Linked DNA regions of Homo sapiens: all the other regions are linked to region 2. A link is a loop called in an ENCODE intact Hi-C map of the cell type or tissue named here. Cell type or tissue: IMR-90. All regions are shown on one strand. Each heading gives the region's core, and the rest is flanking DNA. Links, peaks and the distances in the headings are about the cores only. Region 1 overlaps LOC101929710 (a long non-coding RNA gene). Region 2 overlaps LINC01554 (long intergenic non-protein coding RNA 1554). Region 3 overlaps LOC101929710 (a long non-coding RNA gene). Region 4 overlaps LOC101929710 (a long non-coding RNA gene). Region 5 overlaps LOC101929710 (a long non-coding RNA gene). Region 6 overlaps LOC101929710 (a long non-coding RNA gene). Region 7 overlaps LOC101929710 (a long non-coding RNA gene).

Region 1 (4,377 bases), core at 287-4,286, 480 kb after region 2:
GTGACTATTTGCAGAATCCCAATTAAATAACCACTTCAAACAAAAGCCTAGGATGGAGCTGCTACCTCAGTGTCCCAGAAACTCGTTTTTCACCTAGAAGCACAAAAGTGATCCTTACCCTTGGAGGCAAGATCAGGAGCGCACAATACAAGGGCTGACTTGTTCATCCACTGGAGACTCTGCTACAGTATAAATGCAATATCAAAAATGATATCTAAATTCATTATCCTGCTATAGAGGCAAATGAGCATGAGCGCCTTCCATTTCTTGCCTCACCCATGCCTAGGAACAGAGCTCCACTCACACCCTGCATTATCGTCCTCCAATTTCAGAAGATGCATTGTCTCCTTTTGTTCAAGGCCGACCCCAGTTACACATGCCAAGACCAGGTTCCACAGCCATCCTCCCTCTTGAAACATCCACCTTTCCTCTTGCAGGGGTATGTCCTCTTCAGACTACAAGCTTACTCATCTCCTTCCCATTCATTAAAAAAGAAGTCTACCTTTGACCCCCATGTCCTCTTAGTGATGTCCTATCTCTTCTTCTATTTCATCCAAACATCTTTAAAGAGTTACCTATACTCAGTGTGACCACTTCATGTGCCATTCACTCTGCATCCCCTGCAATCTGGCTTCTGCTTTTGGTAAGGCCACCCATATTGTAGCTGGAAAATTCAGTGGACATTTTCCAATCTTTGTCTCACTGTATGTTTCTGGGGCATTTGGCCATGTTGCTTGTGTGCACCACTCACTCTCTATGATAGTCATATTATATTCTCTCAGCTTGCCTCATTTGTTTCTGTTCTTTCCCAACCATGGTCTCCTCTCCCTCCATCTACCACCCACATGCTGGGGTTACCTACCTTTCTGTTTTAGCCTACCGCTCTTCTCATTACTGATACTCTTCTTGGGTGGATTTTTCTACACTCAGGATTTCAGCTACCATCTGTATAGTAATGACTGTCTAGTTCAATCTCCATCTCCAATTTCTCCCCCAAGCTTTAGGCTCACCAATTCCATCACCTGCTAGGCAGCTTTTCTTGGGCACTCTTCAGACATTTCGGATTCAATTGCTCAAAAGCTACATGTATCACTTCCCTCCAACCTAAACCTCTATTTGTTCTGTTACCTTCTCTTTACCCAGTGACAAAAGTTATAAAATGTCTGCCTTGACTTTTTTCTTCTCCTCACTCCCTTTATCCAACTGATCATTACATCCTGATGTTTTCCCCTCCTATGCATTTCTCAAACCCATCCTCTCAACTCCACTCCTACCACCACTACCCTATCTCAAATGCACCTTCTTTTAACTGGACCAATATAACAGTCTCTCAATTGGCTTCCTGGTTTCTAGACCTGGCCCACTCCATTCTCTCTCCAGAGCTACCTGAATGATTCATATACAAAACAGTAATCTGACCCAGTCCTTCTCTTGCTAAAGTCATTCTGAATCTACACAAGGAAATTCAACCTCCTTTCCTGGGGCTGTCCCTTGTCTATCTCTTAAACCTTAGCTCCTACCACCCGCTGCCCCCTATTTTGACTCCAACTCTCAACCGGCAGTAGTTCTCTGCAAGTCTTCTGTTCTCTTTCTGTTCTTTACTTGCACATTTACCAATAAATATGTTTTACTCCAGTGTATTAGGTTAGTATTATAAGGGAAGTTTCAAGTTCATTTCATATTAAACATTAGAGCCTTCATGCTTAGGGAGAGAGGGAAAAAGAGAAAAAACCCATAGCTAAATACATAGTTAAGTCGCGTTCTTCTCCAACGCAGCCAAAAATTGGACTGGGCCTGAGATATTTGTGTGCCCTGTTTGATTGAAAGCTGTTAGAAAGTATGCCAAACATTTTAGATTTTTCGCTCCCAGAGTTCTTGTAAACCCGGCAGAACTTGTCTGTTATGAAGAGTGGACTGCCCTCTAGAGGTTCCCATTGGAAGGAGCACATCAAACCCACAGTGTTAAGGCATTCTGCAGTTTCTTGTGAGGTTTTGCTGTAGACATTTACTATTACTGTTCTTTGTCCCCAAAATGCTTTTCCAGATGTCTAATTCTGAGTCACACATTTTTAATTTACTTTGGGAATAGAGATTTGGGGTAAAGCATGTGATGGACCTCAAAACACTCAATTTGGAGTCAGGAGATGTGACTTTTAGTCCCGGTTCTTCCTTTAATATCTGAGGACTTAGATTTCATGTCTGTTAATCAAGTAGTAGAAGATCACACTTCAAAACTGTGAATCACCAGAAAGTATGTTTTAGGAGTAAAACTGGGAAGAGTTTCATTAATTCAGTAAATATTTAATATGGAAGACCCTGGGGTAAGAGCTGTTTTGCAGAAGCTAGGAGTTTACGTTTGATCTTTACAATGTTAGATGAAACATATTTGAAAAAAAGACACTTGGAAAACATTTGGGCTTGCAATTTAAATGGATGAATTTAACCCTGATATCATAGAACCCTGAAAGCGAAACTGAGCTAAAACAAAGTAAAACTTACTCTGATTCCAAGGGTCTCTTCTGACATGAGAGTGGAAATGAATCACACAACCACACACACACACCCATAGACACCCTAATATGCCATTAAGCTCTGACCCAAACCCCTTTTAGCCTGGTTTCCCCTTTTCTATTTTCAATCAAGAGAGAAAAAAAAGGAAGTCTTTCATTTAATGGTAAGAACCAACTATGGTCTCTGTATGCTCATATAATACTAAAGAATTATAGGTAAAATTATATTTTATGTACTTTATTATGGTACTATGTCAATTGACATTGAACTTCATAGTACACTGAAGAAAGGGAAAAAATATTAGGACACCATTTATGTCCGTAGTAACACTGGAAGTAAGATGCCGCAAAGCTCAGGACACAGTAGCTAGGAAACAAGACGTCTGAATTCCTGTGATTCCACACATGTTTGGAGGGATCTGGGGACACCAGCTGGATCTTCTGTAATGCAGGTAGCCACATCTGTGCACCATGGTTATGATGCTCACTTCTGTGGAGTTCAATGTTAATGTCCTCTTTGGCATCTACCTCCTCCAAGTTCAAAGCTGGACTGCTGTGCTGGGAATCCAGCAACCTGAACCTTTTTCTTCATTACAAATCTGGACATCTTTGGACTTGATTTCTGACATCAAATCAATGGTTTTACTTCTCTCTTCATTAGTTTACTGTCTGTCTTTACAAAGTCCTCTGGGCATTAGCAAAGACATGAACCTAACAGAATACCTCTAACATTTTGAACACATATAAAACATTAGTACTTGAAATTTTTCCTTATGTTTCTATAGCTAAGGAAAACTTTTAATTTTTTTTTTCTGTCTTAGCCTACTCTATCCAGCATTCCTTGCTGGAGGCACAGCTAGGATGAAAGCTTTGGAATGAGAAATGAAAGGAGTAAATAGACTTGACTTTACTAACAGTGTCCATGTTTTTATTCCTGAAAGTTATGACACAACAATTGTTAGACCATAATCATTAAGAAGTTCTGTCATCATCTTCTGTTAGGTTGAAACGTTCAACAAACAAAACAACAAACCTATTTTTATTCTGCTTTCATATTTCAAATGCATTTATGCACTTCAAATTTCAGTTTCAAATATTCTTGAGAGTTTCAAAAACTCTGCATCGTTTTTTGACTTATGACTTAATGCTATATGCTGCCTTATGCTGTTTTACTTCTGCTTTCTTCATACTTTGCTTCATTTATTATCCTATTCTTTCCTTCCTTCTTCCTTTGTAATCCTTGTTTATGGTATTATTAGAACTTGTAAATTTCTGTAGGTAGTGGTTACAATATAGGTAACTCACAAGGCCTAAACAGGTATATTTAGATAATAGAAAGTATTGAACTCTGAGTCTGGAGTGGGAAAAGTTGATCACATCACTTCTCCCCCCAAACAACTTTGCTCTGAGATTTAGTCTAAAGAGATTCACTTTTCAATAAGTAGAAATGTGATTTGGTGGATAGCTTGCTGCTCATTCCAAAGTATATTATATTTCTCTTTCTGGAAGCGAACCCCTGGGAAGAGGGTGCTTGGTGAGCTCTGGATGCCGTGCCCAGAGGCCAGGGGTTTTTGGAAATGCCGCAGAACATCCTGTTCCTGGGAGCCCTTCTGCCTGGTTGTTTGTGCTCTAGAGACTTGGCTCCTGGTGTTCTTGCTCAGACCTTTGGACTTTGGCAAGGCTACTTCTCATGTTTCTGTCTTCCTCTGTGTGCCATTCTGGCTCTGTAGATGGTTTGGTTTTTTGTGTTGTGACAGTGGAGGCTGCTTGGAGTGCACTGCCAGGCATTGGCTCATGGGCACTCTGCTCCATTTCAGTAACAGCAACAGAACTTGGATTTGACTGGGAAATAATAACCATTACTGGA
Region 2 (4,377 bases), core at 253-4,252:
AGTATCCTACAGAATAGTTTCAGCATTTATCTTTTGTACCGTCAGCTCCTACCATTGTACACTCCTGCCTGCAGCTTTTTTTCTTGTTTCTTTATTTTTCATATGTGAGCCTAACACAAGCCTTCCTTTATGCTATTGTACCCTTCCTCCACATGTTTATAAACTCTTATAAACATCATGGGATACAACATTCTATACTTAACCATGCCCCTAATGTTGGACATTCATGTTGATGACAAGCGTTCAATTATCATATAGGATATTTTAAAATCATTTCATGGAAATAGATTTCCAGGATCTAGATAGCATTCAGGGGAAAAAAATAATTTAGAAAGAAACAGCATTGTGTGGTGTCCCCCAGCACCTCCCAGACAAAAGGCTTTTGTCTGAAGGTTGGAGGCCTGTGCTGTCTTGGCCTAGTGAGTGCCAGTTTCCGCATGGCTGCCCCTCACCCTTGGGAAGGCTATTGGGGGGTGGGCAGTGCTGGCCTGGGTCTTGCTTCCCTGCTCCTGCAGGAAGGTCTGGGCTTCCTCATTCACTCCCTTCTACTCTCATCCATCAGCACCTTCAAACCGAAACCTGGAACTATGGTATTCTCTTTGGCTCTTAGGACGGGTTGGCTTAATGGGGGAAATATTAATAGCACTGGTGTCGGTGGAAGTGACCTTGAGCCATGTAAAAAGATTCTGATAAAACGTGTCACTCTTGTTACCTATCAGGATCAAACTGCATCACGGAAGCTGCACACGATGACACCCTGTCTGGAAAGTTTTTGCCAGAGGGCAAAAGACTGCAAGCAGAATATCCCTTTGCCATTTCTCATGTAAGTGCACACCAGAACTAATAAGAATAATTTGAGAATAAGAGTACTTTCTTTTTTTTTTTTTTTTTTTTTTGCTGTGAAACTGATAACCATAAAATTTGGTATCTAGAGTCCTGGAGTGTAACAGCTCCTTCTCATACATTAGCTTCCATTCATTACCCCACAACAGTTCTGCATGCTAGCTGGCGTTATTGCCACATTACAGTGAGGGGCCTTGGCGTCTTGGGTTCCTGAGAGATGACATTGCCATATGTGGCTCTTCACGACTGTCCCACAGGCCCTCAGCTGGAATGTGGCAGAACTGGGAGCTGAATCCAGGACAGTGGTTTCCTCATCTGCTCTAGCCAGGAGCAGGCCAGGCCACCCTTCTGGACACAGTCTATCCCACGTGGGGACAGACTGGCCAGCCCCAGCCCGTGGGTCTCAACGCGGCCAGAGCTGCTGTGAGAAATCTTGTTTGTTTTAGCCTTTGGAGTCCTGTCTGTTCTCTGACCTCTGACCCAGAACTGTGTGTTCCAACCACTTCCCAGTCTGTTGTCCTGGCTCAAAACAAAGTGAACGAAAGCTCTTTCCTCAAGCCCTGCTCTCATACTCCAGGGCTCTGTGAAAATGAGTGGTATGGGCACATGGCTGGTGAGTCACTGTGGCCCTAAAATGAGCGGGAAAATAGAGGGCAGGTCCGGGCCTCGCAGGGCACTAATGGCAGGGAAGCAGGAGGGTCAGCATCAGGAGCCTGGCCTTTGGCCCGCAGAGACCTGAGTCCTCCCCTTACTCCTGAGCTGTGTAACCTTAGGCAGGGAACTTACCCCTCTGGGCCTCAGTTTCCTCATCGGGAAAGCAGGGCTGATCATAGTGCATGGCTTATAGAGCAGTTTTGAGGATTTCATGAACAAAAAAACAAAGGTAAAGCACTTAGCCTTCTGCCTGGCATGAGTAAACCCTCAGGAAACTGTAGTTATTATTTAGTAGCCAGGAAAATACAGAACACTTAATCTGTTGGCTCCCTGGTGTTTCTCGAACTGTCAGCAAACACTTCCACATCACCAGCCAGCAGAGCCATTCATCAAACACCTTTGCCTTTGTCTGTCAGGCCTCCCACTTCAACAAGTGTCCCTGGGTTTAAGTCAGTAACCTCCTAGGCACGGAAAGTTGCCTCACGCATGTGACATGCGAGCACGTCTCTAAAGGGGCAGAGGATCTGGCAAAAACATAGACTCGCAACTTGTCTGTTTCCTGAGACACCCACAATTGGCCTCGTGGAAGTGGTTGACTTCTTCCCATAGCTGCCTGTGTCTTACTTCATCGCCTCCTCCAAGCCCAGGGCCAGCCCTGCCTGGCTGGGGGATCATGACAGTCTTTGTTCCCATATGGGCAAAGTCTTTTGAAAAGAGGGAAAGATCATTAGTTAGCTGTCAGCCTCCAGCGTGGTTAGGTCATGAGTAATTCTTCTAGAGAGCCAGAGCACTGGCAATTCATTTGGTCGAGAACGTTTTATCTACTTGAACGGCGTAGCGAGGAAATAAATGGAACAAGTTATATCAAAATCTCTGTCAACTGAACAATTCCTTACCAATCCAACAAGGAGTATGACGACGATGCCACTTTTCCTACCTTTGAGAGGTCATGCACAGACACCGCACATGAACACACCACATTATACCCCCCCCACCACAAATGGGTGTACCCCCTCTCCCCCCACATACTCACTGGTGCACATATACACGCCACACCACATTCTGTAGTGGGGAAAGGATCATGTGCAGCCTTAAGGGCTGGTTTGCGTAACGGGTGCATATTTCTGCTAGTGTTTTTGTTCTTGCAGTCAGGACTGGCCGTTGTCTGAAAGCAAACCTCAAGGACAGGACTTCTGGACTCCGCAGCCACTTCAGGCTGCTGCTCCATCGCATGAATTCCAGCAGGTGGCGCTGCACCCCGCGCGGACCCGGCTTGCCTCTCGGCCCCAGGGAGGTCGGTTGATGAGCAGTCGGGAAGTGGGTCTGCGCGCACCCCGCTGCAGCTGTGGCAAACGCAAACGATGACACACAGGCTTGACGAGGGCCTTTGTCAGAAGCAATGGGGATCTGGCGTCACCGCACAATGGAAAACAAAGTGCTTCTGCCTGGCTGGCCAGAATGCACGTTTGCTCACTATTGATGCTGGGGCATTTACAGGCAGAATGAGTTCATGTGAAATTTCAGGATCTGCCATGACTCAGATTCACTTTCTGTAAACCAGAGTCAACATTACATTTCCCTTTACTCTGGGCCATTCCTTGAATTTTTAGGTCACCAGTTGTTTTTGTACTAACTGAAGGGATTTGAGTATTTCACAAGCACCTTATTTTTATTAGCATTTTTAGGGCATTACCAATTTGGGACGGATCTGTAGTGTGAGAGATTGTTGTCACTCTTAGCTCCAAACATAGGTTGACTTTATATATTATTTACATGTTCAGAATTATACTGTGTAGAAATTCAAATGAAACTTGCAAAATACTTTTCTGGCAGGAAGCCCTGGAGAGGATCGTTCATGGAAACAAGGATGACGACTGGGGTAAGAAATGCAGGTGACTCGTGAGTGGTCAGGGAGTGGAAGAGAAGACGGCTGGAAGGTTTTAGCATTCAGAAAAAAAATGGAGACAACTAGAGTTGATCTGAAGATTATGGCAGAATTCAATATTGGGGGAAAGAAACAAGATGGGGGTTAGAAATTAGAAACAGCAGAGCTCCACAGGTTGGAAAGGTTGGAAAGGATTTGAGCAAGAGAACAAGGAGCCTGCTAATAGCACCCTGGGTTTACATCAAGAGAAGCACCTGGAGAGAATTAACTCGGGAGGAGGTGGGGGCATGGGAAACCTTTTCATCTCCAAGAGCGGGCAGGAACAGCAGCTGGCCTGAACTTGAAGGTACACCAGGTAGCTTGCGTGGGCCAGGAGAAGGTGATTCTCTTCTATGCCTCTCTCCAACGCCCTGCTTCTGATGCTGCTCCTCTACCTGTATTGAGGGGAAGATACATCCCTAAGAAGTTCCCTGAACCCCATTCTTTGTTGTGGCTAACTGGTCCCCTTGGAATTTTTCTACTAATTTTCAATTCCCCCTCTCACCTGGTGAAATCTTGAATCTTACTGTTCAATAAAAGTTCTTCTACCGAAATTTCTATACCACGTTGAATTTTTTGTGTTTCCTTTGTTTTTAGTTCTTTGGGAGTTTTACTTAGAAAAAAAAGCCTCTGGGGACTAGATAAGGAAGGAAACCTTCATGTGGACCCTCTTGAGCTCTGTTTTCTTTCCTGGCCTCACTGGTGTGGGCTCTCTGGCTGCCCTGCTGATCTCTTGCTTTACTGCATTTGGGTGAGGACTGAGGAGAGGGACAGGAGTGTATTCACTGGATACTATTCAGACTAAAGGATTAGATGTCGTAGGTGAATAAGCAAGAAAGCAAACACATAAACAAAACATCTGAACGTTTTCAATCCAAGTGGAGCAGAATTTAGCTTTTCCAGCTAAACTGCCCCACCCCTGGCACCCAGGGAAAATGGTGCTCGTATTGTAATAT
Region 3 (4,377 bases), core at 107-4,106, 740 kb after region 2:
ATTTTCTCAAATCAAGTGGAATATAAATGTATCTATCTAAGCAAGCTGTAATGTTAAAAATTCATCTACTGTAATATCGGGCTGACTTCCTATTCAAATCTAATAAGAACCTGGAAGTCTTAATTGTGCTTAGAAAATACCTCTATCCTTCAGTTGCTTTGGGGGTCTTCATTCTTCAGGCCATCATGAATGCCACTACATCTACATTGCCTAAGTGCCAGGTCCCTCACACTCTGGTAACTTTAAGTCAGGTCATCTTATGGCAGATACAAAAATGTTTGCAGAGACTGGAAATCCACCCCCCTCCATAGGCGCCCCACTACCAACTCTGATTAATTCTGTGCCACACACTTGGGGCACAGAATTAAGCTACAGCAAATTTGAAATAAGCTATTTTCTTTCTATTAGTAATTGGGTCCAGGTACACCCACAACCCATACACTTTTCTCCTCACAAGAGGGAAGTCTTTTTCCTTTTTCTGCTCTTTCTCTCCTTTTCCTCAAAGAGCTTATTTAATTCCCACATTTCCCCTTCTCATTTATCCAAAATATCCTGTATTATTGCTTCATTAGGCAAAAAAAAAAAAAAAAACCCTCAAGCTCTGTTGATTTCAGACTGCAAGTTTGAAGTGTTTTGTATCATTTCTTCCAAAGGTAGTGGCTAGACAACTTTCAGGAGGGAAGTGTACTGGTAGTGGTTTGATTAGGTTGTATGGGCATTATTAAACCCTTGTGTCTAAGAAAAAAAGGTATGGTTTGCCTTATGGGCATGGGGTAGAGTATATCGTTCTTGCCAATCAAGACCAACCAAGATGCCTTTTAGTTTTATTCTCTCCCTTTCTAGATACCTGGCAAACACACAGTCTAATATAGAAAGGTTTTATATATGCATTGCACCACATGGTCCTCCTTGTTTAATCAGATTTCTTTGAACTATGGTGGGCACCTAACCCAAGAGTAGCCAGTCTCTGACACAGCCTCAAGCAAGAGCCCTACCCAGTAAGGGCACATTATATGGATGACGATGGACCAAGTATGGACCCTTCATATTAGGAAGTTTGAATTCATAGACAAAAAATCATTGATAACAGGAGAAGTCACAGAAACGGAGAAAGAGAAGTGATGGGAATGAAGAACCAAAGAGAGAAAAACAGTTCCCTGGTGCTAACCTAGTGAAAAGACACCTAGTTATTAGAACTATGTTCTCACCTAAGAGGTCCTCCAACTCCTCTTTTTCGGAAAAACCCAGCTCTATGTGTCCCTGTTTTCCTTCCTTACCTGCATATTCTTTCTGCATATCCTAATCCTCTGCGCAAAACTGAGCCTCTCTGTATTTCTTGCAACCTGAAGGAAGCTCACTCACATTTATTTCAAGAAAAGCTTATAAGGCTTAAGCTTTATAAGCTTAAGAGTAAAGAGCAATAAATAATTTACTGATTATTTAACATTCAAATTACAGATTATTTTATTCTAAAGTTTGAAGATTAAGAAATCCTAGAGAAATAGCCACCAATGAAAACATCTCAAAACATACTAACCTCTGCCCCTGCTCCTCCTTCTCTGGATTTTGGTCTCCCTCTGTTTTCCTTCTGCTTTTCTTCTGGTTTACGAACCTACCTCCCATCTCCCCCTCCGCTATCTATCTTTCTCTGATGTGACTCCTTTTGTTTCCCTTTGGTCTCCTTGTTGTGTGAATGTCTCTCTCCCTCTCTCCTTCAACATCTCCTTCCCTTACTCCTCCTTTCACACTCTCTTCCTTTGCTAGGTGCCTCTATGACCATTTACCTATTACTTTCCTTATTACCACCCTTTAAAGACCACAAAATGGAAAGGAAATCTGTTTATTAGAATTTATTGTGTCTATCACATTTTGTGTCCTACTTTCTTTATTGAATGGCAGGTGACTTGAGCATTTCGTTTTTCGCCTAACAGAAGGAAATACCTAAACAATCTGCTTTTGCATGTGCTGCCTGATTGACTAATTTCCGCAGGATCTGTGACCTTGGCAGAAAATAAAGTCTCACCCAGGACTCTGCATAGAAGGTTACTACGGAAACAATGGATTCTTTGATCCATTTATATTTGAAAGGATTTTTTTAAATCCCTCTGGAGATTCAAGTTGAAAAGAGAAAAATGCAATAAATTATTTACTAAATTAGATTATTAATCCAAAAGGTACAAAGCTGTTATTGCAGTGAAAGTACCGATTTCAGTTTTATTATATAAAGATATCTCTCCTGGTGATACCCTGGAGCTGACATTAATCTTTCTACTCGATTGGTTTTTTAATGTTCCCACTTTGTACATTTCCTTTGTGCATCTGAAAATAAAGTTTCAGGATACATCTTACCCTCTATAGACCAAAACTAAAGCTAACACCCTTATCATAATTCTTTTCATCCTGTCAAATAATTAAAATTTTTGTACATTTTATGTCAGCAGGGAAAGTTATCCGGCATTTGATAAGCACCGTAATGCTAATTGCTCCTGGTGTATCCAAAAGTATAGTCACCTGCCACCTAGTGTCTTAACTAAAAACTGCAGCAAAGGATCCACTCAACTAAGGTCTTCCGGCTCCCTCTGGCCCTCCTCATTGGACTCTTGGGGTTTAGCTTCAAACTCTCTTGAGTGGCAGGCAGCTCTCTCTGTGAGAGGTGACTAGACCTGACTTACCCACTCTGAACAGCAGAATCCTGCCTGTCACAATAGAGTAGGGTCCCTCTGGTCTATATATGAGAATACTCAAAGGAGTGCTCTGACTCAAGACACCATGGAAGAGCAAAGGATGGTTGAGGACGGCTGAAACAGTAATATGACATGACAAGTGTACATAGCTAATGTTATACTGCTATCTCAACAATAATTCCATGCAGTGATTGCAATGACATTTCAATTTAACATTTCACAAACCTTTACATTTCTACTATGTGCTGGTCACTGTGCCAGGCCCTGGAATGAAGCAGCGTCAGATAAGAGTCCTGCCCTCATAAAGCTTACATTCTGTGGAGGAACACAGCAAATAAACATGATGAATCTGTATTAGGATAAATATTATAAAGGAACTAAACAGGGTCATGAGGCCAGGCACAATGGCTCACGCCTGTAATCCCAGCACTTTGGGAGGCTGAGGCAGGCAGATCACCTGAGGTCAGAAGTCCGAGACCAGCCTGGTCACATGGTGAAACCCCATCTCTCCTAAAAACACAAAATTATCTAGGCGTGGTGGTGCATGCCTGTAATCCCAGCTACTCAGGAGGCTGAGGCAGGAGAATCGCTTGAACCTGGGAGGCGGAGGTTGTAGTGAGCCAAATCACGCCATTACACTCTAGCCTGGGCAACAAGAGTGAAACACTGTCTCAAAAATAAATAGATAAATAACAGGGTCATGATAAACTTATGGGAGAAGACCATTTTGTTTAAGGTGGTGAAGGAAAGCCTTTCTGAGAAAGAGGCATTTGGGTGAGACTCAAATACGGAGAATATTCCAAATATAAAAATAGCTAGAATAAGTCATTCCAGGAGGAGGGATCAGCAAATGCAAAGGCCTGGAAGAAGAAAGGGGCCTCTGTGTTCAAGGACCAGGATGAAGGAAAATACAGCTGAAGCGTGATAAGTGGCAGATAGGATGGTGTTTGTTTTCTAAGCATTGCTGATTCAGGATGTGAAAAAAAGAATTGCCTTCCAAGGTTTAAATTTTGAAATCAATGCGTAATGGATCATATATTTATTGAAATGCCTTTTGGTTTGTCAACCTAAATGAAGAACGGAGGATCTCTAAAAGAAAATGATATTTATTTAAGAATAGGGCGTTGTAATGGGAATATGGGAATACCCATGCTATAGTAAACTACATGTGTATTCAGGGAGGTAAGAGAGGACAAATGTTTTAAAGATTCTTTTGTAATAACATTTAGCTTAAAAAGCAAATGCATCGTTCAGCTGTACAAAAATGTTTTCTTTCTTTATAATCATATCTTATAAGCTTTTTTCTATTTTTAAATTTTTAATTTTTTTAACCTTTTAAAAGCTTTTTTGTTAAAAACTAAGACACCAACACACACATTAGCCTAGGCCTACACAGGGCCAGGATCATCAGTGTCACTGTCTTCTACCTCCACATCTTGTCCTACTGAGCTCTTCAGGGGCAATAACACCCACGGAGTCATCATCTCCTATAATAGCAATGCCTTCTTCAGGAATATCTCTTGAAGGACCTGACTGGGGCTGTTTTACAGTTAACTTTTTTTAATAACTAGAAAGAGTACACTGTAAAATAACAATTAAAAGTATAATATAGCAAATACATAAACGTGTTACACAGTCATTATCAAGTATTATGTACTGTACATCATTGTATGTGCTGTACTCTTTTTTTTTT
Region 4 (4,377 bases), core at 272-4,271, 370 kb after region 2:
CCTTCTTTTTCCTTTCTTCCCTCCCTCCTTCCCTTCCTTTTTTTCCTTACTTTCTCTCTCTACCTTGTTTGGTTAAAACCCAAACAGATTTATGAAAATGTAGAATGATATATACACATTAGCAGTTTTGTGTTCAAGACGGTGTGTAAATGGGGGCATACAGGGATATAACAGCTGGAATTATAAAACTGTATGCAATTTATACTTTAAAAACACACAAAGATCATAGATAGAAAAGAGTTAAGTGGAAGTCTAAAAATAAAGACTGGAAAAAGCTCATTTATGTTGGGGGGCATTGGGTTTATTTGAAAAGCAGTGAAGGTAAAATTATAGATATGTTGGAAATTTTCTGAAAAGTTTTTACTGATGAGTTATCTTATACCCACCTTACTAATGTATATGTAAATAGCTATATTTTTCTCTATCTGAGATGATTTTCTTGAGAGTCTGTTGTGATTTCTGAGTCTTTGTAGATCTAACAGAAACAGAGGTAAAAGAATACAAATTATTACTCAAAGATAGACACATAATTGATAAACATTGTCTATGAGAAGTAAGTTGGATAAACCAAACACTTTATTCTTGGAGAGAGCTGTTCTATAATACAAATCTATTCAGGGAGAAAAAGAAATTTAATTCTTGCCCCCCGCCTCACCATTCTTCTTCTCCTTTTTCTTCTTTCTCTTTTTCTATGAAATTCTACAGCTCACCAGTTACTGCACTATGTATCTTTGGGTCCCTCTGAGAAGGTCAAACTTCTAATAACTAATAAGTAACTAATAACTGTAGTTACTCTCTGATCAGCTTCTAATATGTCCCCACCTTGCACTTCTCAGACAGGGAGATAAATAAAAATAGTGTCAATATGAGCATTTCCAAACCTGCAGAAATTCTTACCCAAAGGTCTTAACTGCCCATTGGTTGTAGCTGCAGAGAATCAAGAAGGGGCAGAGTGGTTTCTTAGCCCCATATAGACTGGGTGTCTTCCCTTAGTTTATGTCCACCTGGCAATTGGTCCAAAGCCAGGGGACCAGGACCTTACAACCGTTGTACCAATGAACAGTAGGAACTCTTCAAAACATAACCAGCCTTCTGGGAGAAGGCAAATGGAGCATAAAAGATCTAATGTAGGCTGGGCATGGTGGGTTATGCCTGTAATCCCAACACTTTGGGAGGCTGAGGTGGGCAGATTGCTTGAGCTCAGGAGTTCGAGACCGGCCTGGGCAACATGGCAAAACCCTGTCTCTATAAAAAATACAAAAAATTAGCCAGGGGTGGGGTGGTGGCACGTGCCTGTAGTCCCAGCTACTCAGGAGGCTGAGGTGGGAGGATCGGTCAAGCCTGGGAGGCAGAGGTTGCAGTGAGCCAAGATCACACCACTGCACTTCAGCCTGGGTGACAGAGTGAGACCCTGCCTCAAAAAAAGATTTAAAAAAAAATCAAATGTATTTTAAGAATCTGTTTTATTGCAGATAGTAATTCATGTTTTCACCTTTTCTGGCTTCTTGATTTCTAGGTTTAACTTTCTCCCCCACTTGTTCTACCCAACAGCCCTCTTGGCCGCTCCTCCCTGGAATCATTTCCTGTCATGACATTTTTAGAAACCAAAATAACAGCATTTACAATGTAACAGCTAAATATTCCCATAGAATATCTTGGTAAAACAAGCACTTTTGCATGGTAGTTTTTAACACACTATTGGCTATGTATTCAGACTGAACCTCTTCTGAGTGTCCACGGTTTCTAGCTAACCAATGGGCTGATTGCAGCATTGTTCGCTGTCGCTCTGTAATCACATCTGGCATACAAAGCTGGCGGCATCCTGGCTTCCAGGATCTTCTTGTGTAGTGTCTTGGTTTAATGTCAGAACACACAGTTTATTCAGAGAGTGAGGGGGAGGGTGCTTTTAATAATAAGAGGCAGCTGTGTAATTCTCTGTAAAAAATGAAGCAGAAGAAGTACATTGCAATATTACATGGGGTTATGAGATACCACAAATGGAATGTTAGTTGGACAAATTCAATACATTTTGAATTCTTTGGATTTTTTTAAAAGAAGATAATCACTTGTGCTTTTTTCAATAGAATTATTTACTTAGCCTTTTACATCTTGAATTTTCCAGTTTAAATTTAGTACAGCATAAACTCAGAGAGGTGCTGGGAAAAATTTCCAAAGTGTCTGTAGACAGTGTTCTTAAACCACGATGGCAAAACCTCAAAAATAGGTGCAGCTCCATCAAAGTTAAATTGAATGACTCAATGTCTGGACCGCTCAGGTTTTTTTCTAGTTAGGGAAGGGGAGAGACTGTTCACTGTAGAAATTCAGAATCCTGGATGGAGGAAGTTTGTTTTGTTTTTGTTTTTAGAGAGGGGGAAAAAGTGCCATCATGGGAAATTAGAATAAAAACAGAAGTCTCTTTAAAAGTGTAAAATAAGAGTCAGCTTCCTTGTTTTTTGTTACTTTTTATTTTCAAAAATTACATGGTAGCCTGGAGCTCTATCTTAGATATCAGTTTACCCAACTTCCACAATTTCTAGATAAAGCCTTGAGGCTCCCTTTTCCCTCGTGTGTCTTCCTTTGCAGTCACTTTCCCACACTCGCTTGTGTATCAGACAAGGGGTGGCAACGCGACTAAGTTTTGGCCAACAATGTGTAAGGGCAAGTATGGTGGATTTTGTCACTGTTAAAAATAAAAAGTGCCTTGATAAAAATGATTTTCAGCTTCACCGATTTCACATTTTTTGTAGTCTCCCTCTTTCTCTCTCTGTGTGTGTGTGTGTGTGTGTGTGCACGCACATGTGTATGTGTGTGTCTGTGATTACAAAGGCTAGAAATGGCTGCATGTTTTTGAATGGGAATGTGATGCTTAGAGCTTAGCGGCCATCTTGGACCTATGAGGTGGCAAGACTAAGACTAATGATGGAGAGAGAGCAGAGTAGGAGGATGGAAAGAGCTCGATTCAGCTAGCCACTGTACCAAATCTGGAACATCCTACCTCTGGATTTCTTTCTGTGTGAGACAATTAATTGTCTTTATTTCATAGGTCACTTGTAGCTTTCAGTCAGTTTTTCTGTTACTCATACCTCTGTACATTTCTAATTAATACACCCTGAAAGATTAATCTGCCCAAGTTTATAAAATACACTGTAGCATAGTCTCAGTTGGAATCCAGCTCTTCTAATTTCTTGTTTATTATCTTTCCCTCTCACTATCTGCCCCTGTTCTATCACCAGATTTGTCTCTACATGAATAAATGGGTTATTGTCTTGATTAAACCTGTTAAGTATGGTACTGCAGTAAATTGTATTTGTCCCCTAGATTCGTGCCTGCATTTGCAATCCTTTTTGCTAATACGCATAAATTTTATAGCCTGTCTTTGCGTGAAAAGGCTTCACAAGTTAAGGATTATTAGATGATTCATTTTCATATTGAAAGCCTTGATTTAACAAGAGGTAACCATTGTGAGTCATGTTAATATTGAGGGAGTTTAATGTGTCAGCATGCTTACAAAGTTGACTGTATTTCAAAACCTCAAATTCTTATCCTGAAAGGTGTTTTTAAGAACAAGTAGGTAAAATTATATCAAAATAGAAAAATATAAGCAAATGTTTAGCAAAACTAAAGAGTAATAATAAAATATATAGGTAATAATATCTCAGAATATATGACATACTGTACCAAAATTATCTGAAAATTCATGTGCTCTTCCTGGATTTACCAATTATTTTTGTGTAATAAAAATCTTATCTGATTGGTTTTCCTCTACCTTTAGAATAACGATTTTATGTGACCATAGAATTCTAGGGTTGAAAAGATTCAAAAATCCATGTTATCTATTACCTGGCTTTGAGAGAGGACCCATCAAATCATTTTACCAGGTGAGAATGGATGATTTTCCAAAGATTCTATAGAAAAGAAAGTTGTAAGTTTTCTTTACAGAATAGAGAATAATCATGAACTGTATCACAAACACAAATGAAATCGTATTTTAGGAGCACTTTTAGTTAGTTATGTGAAGGATACTAGATACAAAGGATACTTTGCTCCTTCTCCTTAGAAGACATTTTGCTTTCCCATAGGCCATCAAATGACCTTTCACGCTTCAGCAGTGTTATGACTGCACTTGCTTTCCATCAACAATGCCTTTCAGAATGCTTTCACAGTACAATGACTTAGTTTAGAAAGCATCCATTGGAAAAAAAAGACACTATTTCCATGGCAGTGGCAGCACCATAAAGAAAATGAAGCTTGGAGAAGCACAGAGATGCAGATGTTAAACAGTGGTATCTTCCTGAGCCCGATAGCCACAACAGTACTGCAGGAGTGTTGTATTGTAGAACAATCTTTTTTAAGTTAGAGTGAATTCTAAATTTAGTG
Region 5 (4,377 bases), core at 171-4,170, 440 kb after region 2:
CATCTTCAGGAGGCCTTTTCTGGCTAAACCTATCCTAGTTTGATTACTTTCTAATGTAAATCTTCAGCTTATATGTATTAAATTCATAAGATATTACTTTATGGTTGTTGTCATATTGTTTTATAATTCTTTGCAAATTATTTTCTGTTGAAGCATCCTTTTGTGTCTGGAGAATAAATTCTCAGATTATAGAGGATAGGTCTTTGCTATTTTTGTTACCTGCAAAACAACCTGAAGAGTGAATCTATACAAATTTCATGATGCTAAAAATAGATAGTATCAGATAAACCAAGAATCTTGTGAATTGAAACTGAGCAGAGATATTTGGGTAAATTTCTGACTCCTAGTTGCTGGTTGTGTTAACTCTCTGCTGATGTCTGCTCAACTGTGTTGGTTATATCCAGGCTATTGTAATACTGCAGGTTTGGAGGAAAATGTGTCTTTGCTATCTGTTCCTCAGTTTTAATCATGGACTGGTTTTCAGTAACAGAAATGCTAGGAAGTTGTCCCAACTTCAGATTTCATAATGGCTTGCTGACTACCCTCTTGGGCCCTAACTGATGCTTTTCTATTGCTTCTCTACATTCGATAATATTTGGTAATTGGGTTTGCATTACTCTGAATTGTTTTTATGTCTTCTGGTGTCAGTTATAAAATCATAAGAGTTGTAAAACTGGAGTATATTTTCAGTGTGAACAATTAATTACATTCTCTTAGAAAGATTTTAATGCACAAGATAGAAATTAGTTCATTTTTTACATATTTAGACAGCTTTCTGTTCCAGTAGGTTATTTTGTCACTGATGTGTAGCATTTGATAAAGAGTCAGAATTAGCTGGAAAGTTTTGAGCAGGGAATTAATATGACTGAGTGGTTGTCCTTTCCAGGAGAATGTTTTTGAAAGGGAAATTCAAGGAACAACAACTGCTTTATTCAAACGAATAATTTGAGGAAAAACTTGGGGGTAGAGAAGGAAGCAACCTAATAGACAATTTCTTATTTCTACTCTGAGTAAGGTTTTCCTCCATATCCAACCAGATGTAGCAGTGTGTGTGTCTGGTGGCTTTGCTGTTGCTGTGGCAAGCTGCTGCTGGTGAGGGAGAGAACTGGGGTGATGTCATCCCTTCCCTCATCCCAACCTAGATGCTTGACATGAAACAGCTCTTGGGATGAGATTTTTGCAGCAACTCTATCAACCCATGGCACATTTTTTTATGCTCTCCTCATGTCTTGCTGTTAACTAAGCAGGAAGATAAACCTGAGCCAGTGGGAATTAGAAATATATCCTTTGCTAGTGACAGAGGAGGCAAAGATGAACTAGGCTCAAGTAATCTGAAATAGCTATCATTTTTTGTTTGCTTTTATTCTTTTTTTTTCTTTATCTTAAGTAGTGGTATGGCTATGCCTGGCTTCCACGTTTTTAAATCCTAGTAGAACCAACAAAATTTTTCTTCATAGTTTATGGTGTCTTTCCTATAAGACCCGGGAGCACTATATGCAGAACAATTTCTAAATAGAATGCTTGTAAGCAAGTTAGAAATGACTAGAGTTCATCTCCTATGGTCTTTTTTGTGGTGAATGTGCGGGTGCTCTCAGAGAATAGAGAAATGTAGAAGCATCTGATTCACATTCATTTCACTCCAGCCAAACTCCAGTCTTACCACATATACAGATCTGTTGCCACATGGTATTTGCTTAATGCTAAATAGAAATCTTGCTAAACTTTAAACATGTGCGTGTAGCCTGATGACCCTAGGCCCACAGGAATCTTACACAATTCATCCTGGACTTGTTGGAAAAGAAGCTTCTCTGTAGCAATGGTGCAAAACCTGTAAGCCACCGTTACAAAACAGGATGTAAACAATCCAGAGGCCTGGGCTCAGAATATTCTCTTTCTCCTCTTTTGACTTTAAATCTATTTCTTTTAGTTTCTGCTTAGTAAGAAGTGCTCATAGCTGAGTAATACAGACCACCCTTGCTAGACAATCCAATAAATTAATCTTTGTTTCAAATTGCTATTTGGCAGTCATTAACACGGGATAAGAGTAATTGGTCAACTAGATGGCAGAGACAGAATTCTGGATGCAGAAAGGGTATTTGACTTCATTTCTCACTGTTGAAGTAATTGTACTTATTTCTGTGTATTGCTGTGAAGTCCAAATAAGTTATTAAAAGTAAAGTGCTTGGGACAGGGCCTGGCAAATGGGAAGTTTAGCAATTATTATTAATTCTAAATATATTCTATTGGGAATATTAGTGTCATTTTTTTAGTGCCTGAGAACAAATTTGAACTACACTTGACAAATACATAGGCTTTTGAAAACCACTAACTATGGGTTAAGAAACTTTAGTCTGTATGTAGGCTTTTATATCCTTTTCCATCGAAATTGAAACAAATAACAGTTTAAGCCCAAAATACTTGAATAAGGGGTCCACATATTAGCTACTTTAAGCAATTTCAGTTAGGGAGAAGATTTATGAAAAATGCTAAGCTCTCAGGACCCTAAATTAGGAGAGTGTGTGTGTGTGTGTGTGCCTTAAAAATTAAAGACAGAATTCTCTATTTCTAAAAAGGCCTAGTAAATTTTTAACTGGGCCAGGAGCAGTGGCTCACACCTGTAATCCCAGCACTTTGGGAGGCCGAGGCGGATGGATCACCTGAGGTCAAGAGTTCAAGATTAGCTTGGCCAACATGATGAAACTCCGTCTCTACTAAAAATACAAAAAAAAAATTGGCTGGGCGTGGTGGTGGGCACCTGTAATCCCAGCTACTTGGGAGGCTGAGGCAGTAGAATTGCTTGAACCCGGGAAGCAGAGGTTGTAGTGAGCCAAGATCGCACCATTGCACTCCAGCCTGGGCAACAAGAGCAAAAAACTCAGTCTCAAAACAACAACAACAACAACAACAACAACAACAACAACAACAACAAACAAACAAAAAACATGTAATTGATTCATTAGCTGGATCTGGGATCAAAGGCAATGAAGCACCAAAAAAAGAAGGCAATAGAAAAAGACTGAAATATTCTAATAGTGTCACTTTAAAGTGGTTAGCCATGGCTTCTAGTAGCTAACTGAAACGGCTGGGGGAGCAAATCACAGTGTTAGAAAATATCACAATGCCCTTCTCTTTGGTAAAGTTGTACTTCTTGGCTCCCCTGCTCCCATGCTCCTGTTGAGTGCAATCCTCTTTCCTCCTCCACAGCACACTGGTCCCTGCTTTGTTGAAGCATGCATATTTCATAGAAGCACTACTACTAGAAGCTCTGGGTAAATGACCCTGATATGAAGTAATATTTATCTTCAGCATTCACGTATACATCCATAGCATGTGGTTTGGTAGAAAATTTGTCTAATAAGACTATGCTTTATAATTTCAGTGCTATGTGAATTTTATTTTCTATTGTATTTATTTTTATTATATATTGACAAGTTATAGTTGTATATATCTTTGAGGTACAAAGTGATGATGTGATTTTTTTTGTGGAATGATTAAATCAAGCTAATTAACATATCCATCACCTCAAATATTTAACAGTTTTTTAACAGTTATTTAACAGTTTAACAGGTTCCTTGCACATTTCTTTATCTAGTTATTTCTTTTCTTTACAGTTGTTTGAGTTGCTTATGTATTTTGGATATTAATTCCTTATCAAATGTATGGCTTGCAAATATTTTCTCTCAATTTGTAGGTTATCTCTTGATGCTGTTGTTTCCTCTGTTGTGCAGAAGTTTCTTATTTTGTTGTAATCTCATTTACCTAGTTTTGCTTTTGTTGCCTATATTTTTGGGGTCAACTATAAAACATTATTTCACAGACCAATGTTGTATAGTTTCTTCCCTGCTTTCTCTAGTATTTTTATAGTTTCAAGTCTTATATTTAAGTCTTTAATCCATTTTGAGTTGATTTTGTATATGGTGAGATCAGGGTCCAATTTTATTCTTTTTTTATATGAATATCCAGTTTTCCCAATACCATTTAATAAGGAGATTATTTGTTTCTCATTGAATATCCTTATCACCTTCGTTGAAAATCAATTGACCATAGATATGTGTTCATTTCTGAGGCTCACTATTCTGTTCCATTGGTTGATGGAACTATTTTTATGCCGATACCATGCTGTTTTAATTACTGTTGCTTTGTAGTACAGTTTGAAATCAAGTAGTGTGATGCTTCCAGCTTTGTTCTTTTCAGCCAATGCTTGCCTTTGCTATTTTTTTTTTTGAGGTCCATAGACATGTTAGAATTTTTGTCTATATCCATGAAAAATGACATTGAAATTTTTACAGAAATTACATTGAATCCATAGATAACTTTGGATAGTATGAATATTTTAACAATATTAATTCTTTCTATCCATGAACGTGGGATATCTTT
Region 6 (4,377 bases), core at 213-4,212, 290 kb after region 2:
CCAAGGTGTAGTGCAGCAGCGTGATCTCGGCTCACTACAACCTCTGGGTTCAAGTGAATCCAGGTTCAAGCGATTATCCTGCCTCAGCCTCCTGAGTAGCTGGGACTACAGGTGCGCACCACCATGCCCAGCTAATTTTTTTTTGTATTTTTGGTAGAGACGAGGTTTCACCATGTTTGCCACTTTTATATACCGAACACTTTGCTGGGTTCTGGAGATAGAGAGATACGGGTATGCTCCTCACCCTCTAAAATTTACTGCCCATATAATTTTTCTGGGTTAGAGGTCTTTGCAAGTTGCTCTTTTGCTAGTTGTAGCCTCTCGGCATGTACTTATACTTTGAATACTTAGCTTTTGACTCTTAGCTTTAAATAATTGATTCCTAAGTGCTGTAACATATTTGTGAACATCAACCTGCCCAAGCTGTCTTCAGCTATCAGTTAATAGCTATGATCACTTAATATTAGTTTATCTTTCATTTTGCAAGTATGTGTTTTCCCAAAGAAATTCAGAACTAGGATAATGCTTTTGCAGCTGTAAACTTTCTGGTAATCATGTTCTTGATCTTGTTTGGTTACTACATTTAGGGATAAATGTGGAAAGGAGAATTTTTATTTAGGTTGCAAAAATCTGACTCCTCCCTTAACTAAACTCTATTGAAATTCTCTGACGAGATTATGAACTTCTTGCTTCCATTTCTTTGTATTTCGCCTTAACAGTTATGGATGTAGAAGACAAAGACTCAGATGTCTATTTGACACCCATGGGATAGGTAGTAAAATTACTACAAGCTTCCAGAGCCAAGGTTGGAGAAACAACTTACATTTTTTTTAATGTAAGCCAAAGGAGAGGGAAATATTAGGAAAAGGTCATTGCAAGGAGCCATGTTAAGTTAGTTTGTTTGAACCAGAGAGAAATTTTTGGTAAGTAGAACCTATTAAAATTTGACTTTAATAGTACTTTTCAAAAACAATAAAAGTGAATGTTTGATTCTCTATTGCTTTATATCTTTCCTCTTCCCCTCAAACTTGGTGGTTTAAAACAATAGCCATTTTATTATATCTCCTAAATCTCTGGGCTGACTGTGTTCAACTGGGAGGTTCTTCTGCTCCACATAAAGTCATCTGGGGCTGTAGCAATCTCAGCTCAACTGGCCCAGGGCATGTAAGATGGCATACTTACATAGTGGATGGTTGATGCTAGCTGACAGCTGGTAGCTCAGTTGGGGCTGTCAGCTGGGGGTCTTAATTCTCCTTGAGGCTGCTTTTGCCTCCTCATAGCATGGAAGCTGCCAGTCCTCTTAAAGTCTAGGCTTACTGGCACAGCTTCACTTCTGCCACATTCCAATGGCCAAAGCAGTTACAGGCCCAACTTATATTTAAGGGGGTGGAGAAACAGATTCCACCTTTCAGTGGGGGCATGACAAAGAATTTGCAGTTATCTCTGATCTATATAGCAAGGCTATGTGCAATTAATCACTGTAAAAGCTGATGTTTGAAAAAAAATGAGGGGCATAAAAAGTAGGAATTTGAACATAAGTTGTCTGCTGACCGCATGTGATATAAAGGGAGAAATTAGCTGCATGAGAATCACATTCAGGTGGACTCAAGGAAGAGCATCACATTCAGGTGGACTCAAGGAAAGGTTGCCTTAGACCAATTCCACCAGAATTACCAGGAAGATGTGTTAAAATGCAGATTGCTAGGACCCACTGCCAGAGTTTCTGATTCAGCAGGCCTCAGGCAGGGCCTGGGAATTTATGTTTCTAACAAGTCTTCAGGTGATGCTGATGCTATTGGTCTTGGGAACTACACTTTGAGAACCACTGCTTTAGACTGTGCAGGACCAGGAAAAGTGAGAACATTTAAATAGACAAAAAAAGGAATATTATTTTTCCTCTAATGCTATTTTTAGAAGCCTAGTGTCAGCAGCTTAAATTTAAGTTCTAGGCCACAGCAAACACATTAACATACAGCCTTTTTTTTTGTCAGGGTAACTAACCCTAGTGCTGCAACATCAACCCATGACATCTCATTAGCTTAACACAGCAAAGTTTTCTTCTCACTCATGTAAAGTTCATTGTGACTCAGCAGCTTCCCTGTCTGTGTCAGTATACCATCTGGAACATGTGGCTCTCAGTGTTGCTGAGGCAGGGGAAGAAAAGGGAAGAGAGTGAAGAATGAAGCACACTGGCTCTTAACTGCCTCAGTCAAGAAGTGACACGGTTACTTTGTATCAAAGTCCATTGGTCAGAACTAGTCATATGACCTCAATCTTAAGTGCAAAGGAAGCTGGGAAATGTAGGAGCGCACATGGATAGTCAGCAAGCCCTACCTGTCTCTACCACAGTACCAGATAACTTTAGTGCCCCATGTTCTGTGATTATGCACAGCTGGAAGTGGAAAGAGTTTCATGAGCCCTCAATTGTAGGTACACTTATAATTATTCCAACATTGTCATTATTACTTTTTAAATATTTATTATCATCTGTGAATAATTTATGGTTTTATTCGTAGTTTTCTATGTGGCATTAAACAGAATGCCTAATGACATCACTGTTTCGAAAGAAGATCTGTTGTAAAAACTACTTTTAACCTTGTTACAAATAATTTGGGGCCGGGCGCGGTGGCTCACGCCTGTAATCCCAGCACTTTGGGAGGCCGAGGCGGGCGGATCACGAGGTCAGGAGATCCAGACCATCCTGGCTGACAGGGTGAAACCCCGTCTCTACTAAAAATACAAAAATTAGCTGGTCTTGGTGGCGGGCGCCTGTAGTCCCAGCTACTCAGGAGGCTGAGGCAGGAGAATGGCGTGAACCTGGGAGGCGGAGCTTGCAGTGAGCCGAGATCGCACCACTGCACTCCAGCCTGGGCGACAGAGCGAGACTCCGTCTCAAAAACAAAACAAAACAAAACAAAACAAAACAAAAACCCCAAAAAAACAAAAGAACAAATAATTTGGTAAGGCTTTGTTACATCATTCTAGCTGTTCTATTGAAGACTGATTAAAGAAGCCACCACCTCTTTTTCTTTCTCATTTTGCCAACCACACAATTCTTTAGGTAAGTGTCAAAGTGATTACTTATGCTGCCGTAGTCTAGATAGCCTGTGCAGATCAGCAACAGGACATTATCAGCACTTTAAAACCATCTTATGGTCATTTTTGAAAATAAAAAAAGAAATTAATTTTTATCCCATCCATCCACATGAATCCCACTGTTAGCTCAGTATTAGAAAATGTGGTACAGAATATTGTCAGTGAGAAACAAAACAGAAGTTTGGTTCAATTTCATCATCGGACTTATTGCTATTGCCTATCTTTTGTCTGGAATTCTTTTCTTACGGTGACTTCACAAAATTGACACTGTGAGAGGGACTATTGGTCACACAGGGACTCTTTGGTCATGAGAAAATAGTTCCTAGTTTTCTTCTGCTGATGGGAAGATTTGTTTGGCAGATAAAACCTCAGGAACATGCTATGTACCCAGTCTCAGCAGGTTTGAGGCAAATTTCCATTTTAATTTTGTCTCTCAAATTCTGTTGGCTTAATCAACACCTCTGATATGTTGAAACAATATGATAATGATTTTTTTTGTGGAAATATGCTTGATTGGTAGCAGTCACCTGTCTGTTCGGCACACTAAAATACTGTCTGTCATGATTATTAGAAAGCGTCTGAATTATGTGTTTTGATGCCTTCATTATATGGCTTTAGTTTATAATTAGAATCTTCATAAGCTTTTTCACCACAATTATTCGGTAGTTTCTAGGCAGGCAGTTTCTTTAAATGAATAAGTACAGATCAGCATTACTCTCCCCACTGAACAGATGAAGAAACTGAGACAATTTCATGCCTAGCCCAACACGTTCTGGTGAGTCAGAGTCAGCGTTAGGATAAAACTTCAGTTTATGTGCTTAGGCCAACACATCTTGTGTAACTCTGAAGTTAAATTTCTGGAATCAGGGACACTCTTTTGGTTTAATATATGCTAGAGCAATAGAATGATGTGTAGTTATAAAAACTGGAAACTATTAAATCAAGTTATCTGATCCCTACCTGAGCTAGGTGAAGAAATGCCTAACTATACACGGAAGACTGTATAACAGTGGAAAGAGCAAGAGGCTAGAGTTGGAAGAAGCAGACTCCAGTGAGAAGAGCTGTGTGACCTTGGTCACGTCACTTAGCATCTTAAGAGCCTAGTGTCTTTACTTGTAAAGTGTGGGGCATCTGAAGACACATTTTCTAAAGTCTAAATTTCTATTGCAGAATTTTGAAACTGTTATATTTGTGTTTGGAAGAATCCTTCTTAGGTGAATCTTAATTCAATCAAAATTTCTATTCTCTTAAATATTTATTTTTAAGTGGAAATTATTACAA
Region 7 (4,377 bases), core at 180-4,179, 400 kb after region 2:
ATATTGCTAAAAGTATTACAGCCTATTCTCACTTTTATTCTCCTTTGTCGGGCATATTTGCTCATGTCTAAGTCTTTTCAGTTATTCTTAATCCTACTTAAAATCTTTGGGTGGATTAAAAGTTGCATTTCCTTGTAGCTTATGTTGCAAGCATCAAATGATTAAAAAACGAAGATAATTTATTTTCCTACCATAAGCTTAATGACTCATATTCTGGAGCGGATGGGGGTTGGCAGGGGGAAGAAGGGAGGCAAAGAAAAGTAAAAAGTAAATAGCAGGCATGTTTCAGGAGAAACTCCAGCCAGGGCTGTTGGGTTGAACTTTATCGATGCTGCTTCATGATATGTGTCAAAATAAATGCAGGAAACAGCTTTTGCCTCAAAGCTTGGAATGTTGTGGTTAACTGATATTTAGGTAAAGGAATGTTACAATTGGAATAGCTGGCCTAAAACTCTTCCCAAAACCATCAATTTTATTTATTAAACTTGCTGAAAAGACGAAAAGTGACAAGGAAAGGCACAGATCATTTATTTATTTGACAAGTTTCTCAGAGTTCTTTTCCTTGATAAAGCAGCAATGACGATGAATTTTATTATGCTTAGTGTATGTGTTTGCTTGGTTTAAATTATTTACATATTTACTGTTAGGGCAGTAATAAAACCAGGTCAGTCCAAATAACTTTTTTTTTGTCTTGTCTGTGGAACACTATGAAAGTTGCATTTTTAATGGATGATGACCACAGTTGTTTTTAGGATTCCTGAATGAAGTCATGAAGTCTGAAAAATTTTGGAACCTAGAGTTTTAACTCATGTTACAATTTGAGTAACTGCTTTACAGAAAAGGGCCTGGTCTAATTTTGAGACTGTGGCTTGATTCTCACAAGTTTGATGCTCATTTCCCAAGGATAATATATATAAGCCCATAATTAAGGCTGTACTTTAGTTAGACTTGAGTTGTGAAGAAAGAAATTCAGGTTACTTTAGGGTTCCGTTCCTCAAATCTGGTGTTCTGTGCTATGCTTTTACAGTTAAGTGTGCTACAAAATAAAGTCTTTGGGACCCTCTGTTAAATAGGTTTAAACTTTTTTGGAACAAGATTTCTAAGAGACTTAAATGTGCAAGAGAGCATTCTGACTGAGAAAGGATAAGGCATGTAGCATTTCCAGATCATTAGCAAGCAGTATCTATTCTCATCTCTCAGAACTCTGTTTCTCAGAGCATGGTTAAGGAGAATTTTTATGTATATAAATGTATCACCATCAATAATCAAGGCAGAACTGTATATTTATATTTACATAGTATATATTACATATTATATATAAACTTACATATATATTATATAAACATATAATTTATACAGTATTTATGTGTTTATATGTAATATGTAATATATACTATATAAATATACAGTTTATACAGTATATTTGTGTGATATAAATATACGGTATATAAATATATAAATATACAGTATATAAATATACAGTAATATATATATATACTATATAAATATACAGTTATGCCTTGCTTATTAATGATGATACATTCTGAGAAATGTGTCATTAGGCAATTTTGTCATTGTGCTAACATCATATTTTGTATTTACACAAAATTAGATGGTATAGTCTGCTATGTGGGTAGGCTATATTATAAAACCTATTGCTCCTAGGCTACAAATCTGTACAGCATGTTACTGTACTGAATACTGTAGGCAGTTATAACACAATGCTAAGTATTTGTGTACCTAAACATATCTAAACATAGAAAAGGTACAGTAAAAATATCATATTATAATCTTATGGGACCACTGTCATATATGCAGTTGATCGAAATGTCATTAGGTGACACATGACTATATATAAATACATGATAAAATACATAAATATAATAATAGTATATACAACCTCTTTATTATTTTCCTGTTATTATTTAATCTAAGCCTAATGTTGTATTCCCTCTGCAGAAACCCACATCATAACGGGCCAGCACAGGGAGGGGCACCAGGAATCCAGGACCTGTTGGTTATTTAATTGATGACACTGGCAGATTATGGTCTCTTTTCCATGCATGAGACATGGTGCAGGTCTGCATGACGTCGTCTTCTTTTCCCTTGTGCATTCATAAGACAGATGGCCCAGATGGCGCTGTGATTCATTGTGAAGCAGGAAGGAGATAACGCAGCAGCATCTGCAGTGCTGCTGGGAGGAACACATCTGTAGCAATTGGGTGGATCTTTACTGCCTCTGGGCTGTTTCTCCCTGTGCTTAGGTGCAGGTCTTGATGAAGAAGAGAGTTCTGGGGGCAAGAGCAAAATTAATTTGTATCTTTATCTGAGTTTAGAAGGTTCCTGGGCTCCTGTTAATATACATCAAAGCAGTTCTAGAGTCATCTTAAACTTGCTCAACATTGCCAGTGTGCATGTGTAGAGGGATCTCTGTAACTCTATTGGGTTCTGATCAAATGCATTACAAATAATATGCAGGAATCTTAGCAAGGTTAAACATCCATCTTGGTTGGAAAAAAAAGAAATGTTTTCACTTGGGAGGCTTAAATATATCTATTAGATTATACTGAATTGTTAAATAAAGTGGGGATATCTTGGGATGGAAAGGATAAAAGGCAAGATTGCTGAATTGACGTTGATGTTGACATCAGTTGTTTAAAAGGATTGTTTGGTATTGCACTCCATTCAAAGCCAGATAGGGATAGTAAATCCAGGGAAGACATTCTCATGAGCCTTCTCCTAAGAACCCCACTACTCACCCTTCGTTTGACTAACATTCTGCACAGCAGCAATTTCATGCATTGTTCTTTATTGATTCATTGGTAACTGCTGACCCCAGAACTAAGTGATAACACTGCTTTCCCTTTGGTCAGTTCTTTGTTCATGTATTCTTTACAGTTCTCCGAGGGCTTACTCACTATGGGTAAGGCACTATGCATGGCATCCAGGAAAACACAGCGGCGCACAAGGCGCACTCTTTTTGCCATCCACAGTCGTGTACACACTAAACATACTAAAAACTCTGTGTGATAAATTTCATACAAAGTCATGCAAAGGAAGTGGTTAACAGGTTTGTAGAATGTGATCATGAGTAGGCAGATTCCAGCCACTAAAGGCTCAGCATGGACCACCTTGTAAGTATGCTGCATAAGGATTCATGGTGAGTAACAGCTTAGCCACCTCATTTTTTTGAAAAAAAAAGAAAAAGGAAACTCACATTACTGTATTCTTTCAGGGCTTCATTTTGCAACTTTCATGCACTCTTGAAGTAAAGGCCATGACATCGTAACTTTGGTTTCTTTTCAATAGTTCACTTTCTGAGAGTGTAAGTGGGTACTTGGTGTATCATAGGCCATTATCAGACCTGGACATGATCGTGGGTTTGGTCTGTTGCTCACTGTTTCAGAGGCAGGTCTAAGCTATGCCTCCTCTGTTTCAGAAAAATTGTTCTGTGATTTATGATAATATTTTCATTAATGAGGTTTCTACCTTTTATTACTATTACCTTCATTTTGAAAAAATCATAGTCATTGATCACATTTCAACCATTTTAAGATAAATGCTTTTTCACATTTTAACATCTTTGAAATCAAATGTGTCTTGTAATCAATGGCATGTCATAGTTTAGTTGGCAGCGTTCCTCCTCACCCTTTCAAAATTTTTCTTTAGAGGCACATGCCTCTACCTGTGAAGCATTGGAGACCCACCCCCCACCATGTTTCTGGTACATGACACATTAAAGGAATTCAGGGATGCATGACATTTGGGTCCTACAGTTGTGAGAAAACCAGGTCACTTTATCTGATATCTTGACATATTACTTTGTCCTCTCCTAATAGCATAGATATGATAAAATTGGCTTATGAAGTTATACTGTTTCATAATGAATTCATCTAACATTTAGTGAATGCTATAAAGCATATGTGTTTTTCCCCTATGCACTATACACCATGGCCACATTTGAAGAGTATAACAGGTGAAAAATACAATCTTATATGATGAGTTAATCTTATAAAATGACTAAGGGAGGTGTCATAATACAATATACAAATAAGTACTAAATGAGAAGGTCAGACAAGATAAATCCCAAGTGGGAAGAGGTTACTTTGGGCTGGGAAAAGTTAATGGAAGATATGAGAGGTGAACTGGGCTTTGAAAGCTATAAAAATATGTATGAGTAAAAACAGAGGAAGGGGAAAGTATGTTTTTATTCCCAATTTTTTTAGCATCTATCTTTGGTCGACACAGCTGTACATGAATGCAAAGTGGAAGTGTATTTTTAGATTCAGAGCATGTATTTGAAAATACAGCATACATTTATGAGATTGGCTCTTTTACTAAGAACCAGTTAGAATGTCTGCTTTTCTGGGAATTCTG

The links. Hi-C counts contacts between places; a loop is a spot of excess contacts. Peaks named below come from ENCODE experiments on the same cell type or tissue, not always from the same donor. Only the 100,000 strongest peaks of a DNase experiment are listed, where the experiment ranks them.
Region 1: a loop joins it to region 2, with 9 times the contacts of the local background. A loop is called at or near these places in 103 of 110 quality-filtered maps.
Region 3: a loop joins it to region 2, with 16 times the contacts of the local background. A loop is called at or near these places in 69 of 110 quality-filtered maps.
Region 4: it touches region 2 in a loop (4-fold over the local background); 10 of 110 quality-filtered maps call a loop at or near these places.
Region 5: a loop joins it to region 2, with 9 times the contacts of the local background. A loop is called at or near these places in 2 of 110 quality-filtered maps.
Region 6: it touches region 2 in a loop (2.4-fold over the local background); 2 of 110 quality-filtered maps call a loop at or near these places.
Region 7: it touches region 2 in a loop (7-fold over the local background); 10 of 110 quality-filtered maps call a loop at or near these places.

The regions. Positions count from the first base shown.
Region 1 is chr5:96,334,661-96,339,037 of GRCh38, forward strand. The region is part of intron 3 of LOC101929710 (a long non-coding RNA gene); the gene reads left to right. The region is part of intron 1 of LOC107986365 (a long non-coding RNA gene); the gene reads left to right. It also overlaps a transcript of CAST not described here. Among named protein-coding and RNA genes, the nearest start is that of PCSK1, 96 kb to the right of the region's middle. In IMR-90, for the core only: a CTCF peak has its summit at 1,923 (motif pointing left); a DNase peak (open chromatin) is centred at 1,911; H3K27ac peaks cover 1,709 bases.
Region 2 is chr5:95,856,159-95,860,535 of GRCh38, forward strand. LINC01554 (long intergenic non-protein coding RNA 1554) reads left to right here. Exons shown (of 3, transcript NR_026936.1): 2 at 720-823; 3 at 2,646-3,975. Among named protein-coding and RNA genes, the nearest start is that of LINC01554, 6.1 kb to the left of the region's middle. In IMR-90, for the core only: a CTCF peak has its summit at 2,741 (motif pointing right); DNase peaks (open chromatin) are centred at 1,353, 2,173 and 2,943; H3K4me3 peaks cover 488 bases; H3K27ac peaks cover 3,522 bases.
Region 3 is chr5:96,599,393-96,603,769 of GRCh38, forward strand. All of the region lies in intron 4 of LOC101929710 (a long non-coding RNA gene), which reads left to right. It also overlaps a transcript of CAST not described here. Among named protein-coding and RNA genes, the nearest start is that of CAST, 61 kb to the right of the region's middle. In IMR-90, for the core only: a CTCF peak has its summit at 2,528 (motif pointing left); a DNase peak (open chromatin) is centred at 2,519.
Region 4 is chr5:96,225,239-96,229,615 of GRCh38, forward strand. All of the region lies in intron 1 of LOC101929710 (a long non-coding RNA gene), which reads left to right. It also overlaps a transcript of CAST not described here. Among named protein-coding and RNA genes, the nearest start is that of MIR583, 150 kb to the left of the region's middle. In IMR-90, for the core only: no CTCF peak of the experiment used is centred there; a DNase peak (open chromatin) is centred at 1,893; H3K27ac peaks cover 2,165 bases.
Region 5 is chr5:96,296,365-96,300,741 of GRCh38, forward strand. All of the region lies in intron 1 of LOC101929710 (a long non-coding RNA gene), which reads left to right. It also overlaps a transcript of CAST not described here. Among named protein-coding and RNA genes, the nearest start is that of PCSK1, 130 kb to the right of the region's middle. In IMR-90, for the core only: no CTCF peak of the experiment used is centred there; DNase peaks (open chromatin) are centred at 1,127 and 1,737; H3K27ac peaks cover 3,041 bases.
Region 6 is chr5:96,144,709-96,149,085 of GRCh38, forward strand. The region is part of intron 1 of LOC101929710 (a long non-coding RNA gene); the gene reads left to right. It also overlaps a transcript of CAST not described here. Among named protein-coding and RNA genes, the nearest start is that of MIR583, 68 kb to the left of the region's middle. In IMR-90, for the core only: no CTCF peak of the experiment used is centred there; a DNase peak (open chromatin) is centred at 2,123; H3K27ac peaks cover 858 bases.
Region 7 is chr5:96,254,887-96,259,263 of GRCh38, forward strand. The region is part of intron 1 of LOC101929710 (a long non-coding RNA gene); the gene reads left to right. It also overlaps a transcript of CAST not described here. Among named protein-coding and RNA genes, the nearest start is that of PCSK1, 180 kb to the right of the region's middle. In IMR-90, for the core only: CTCF peaks have their summits at 2,114 and 3,118; DNase peaks (open chromatin) are centred at 305, 655, 2,125 and 3,115; H3K27ac peaks cover 2,575 bases.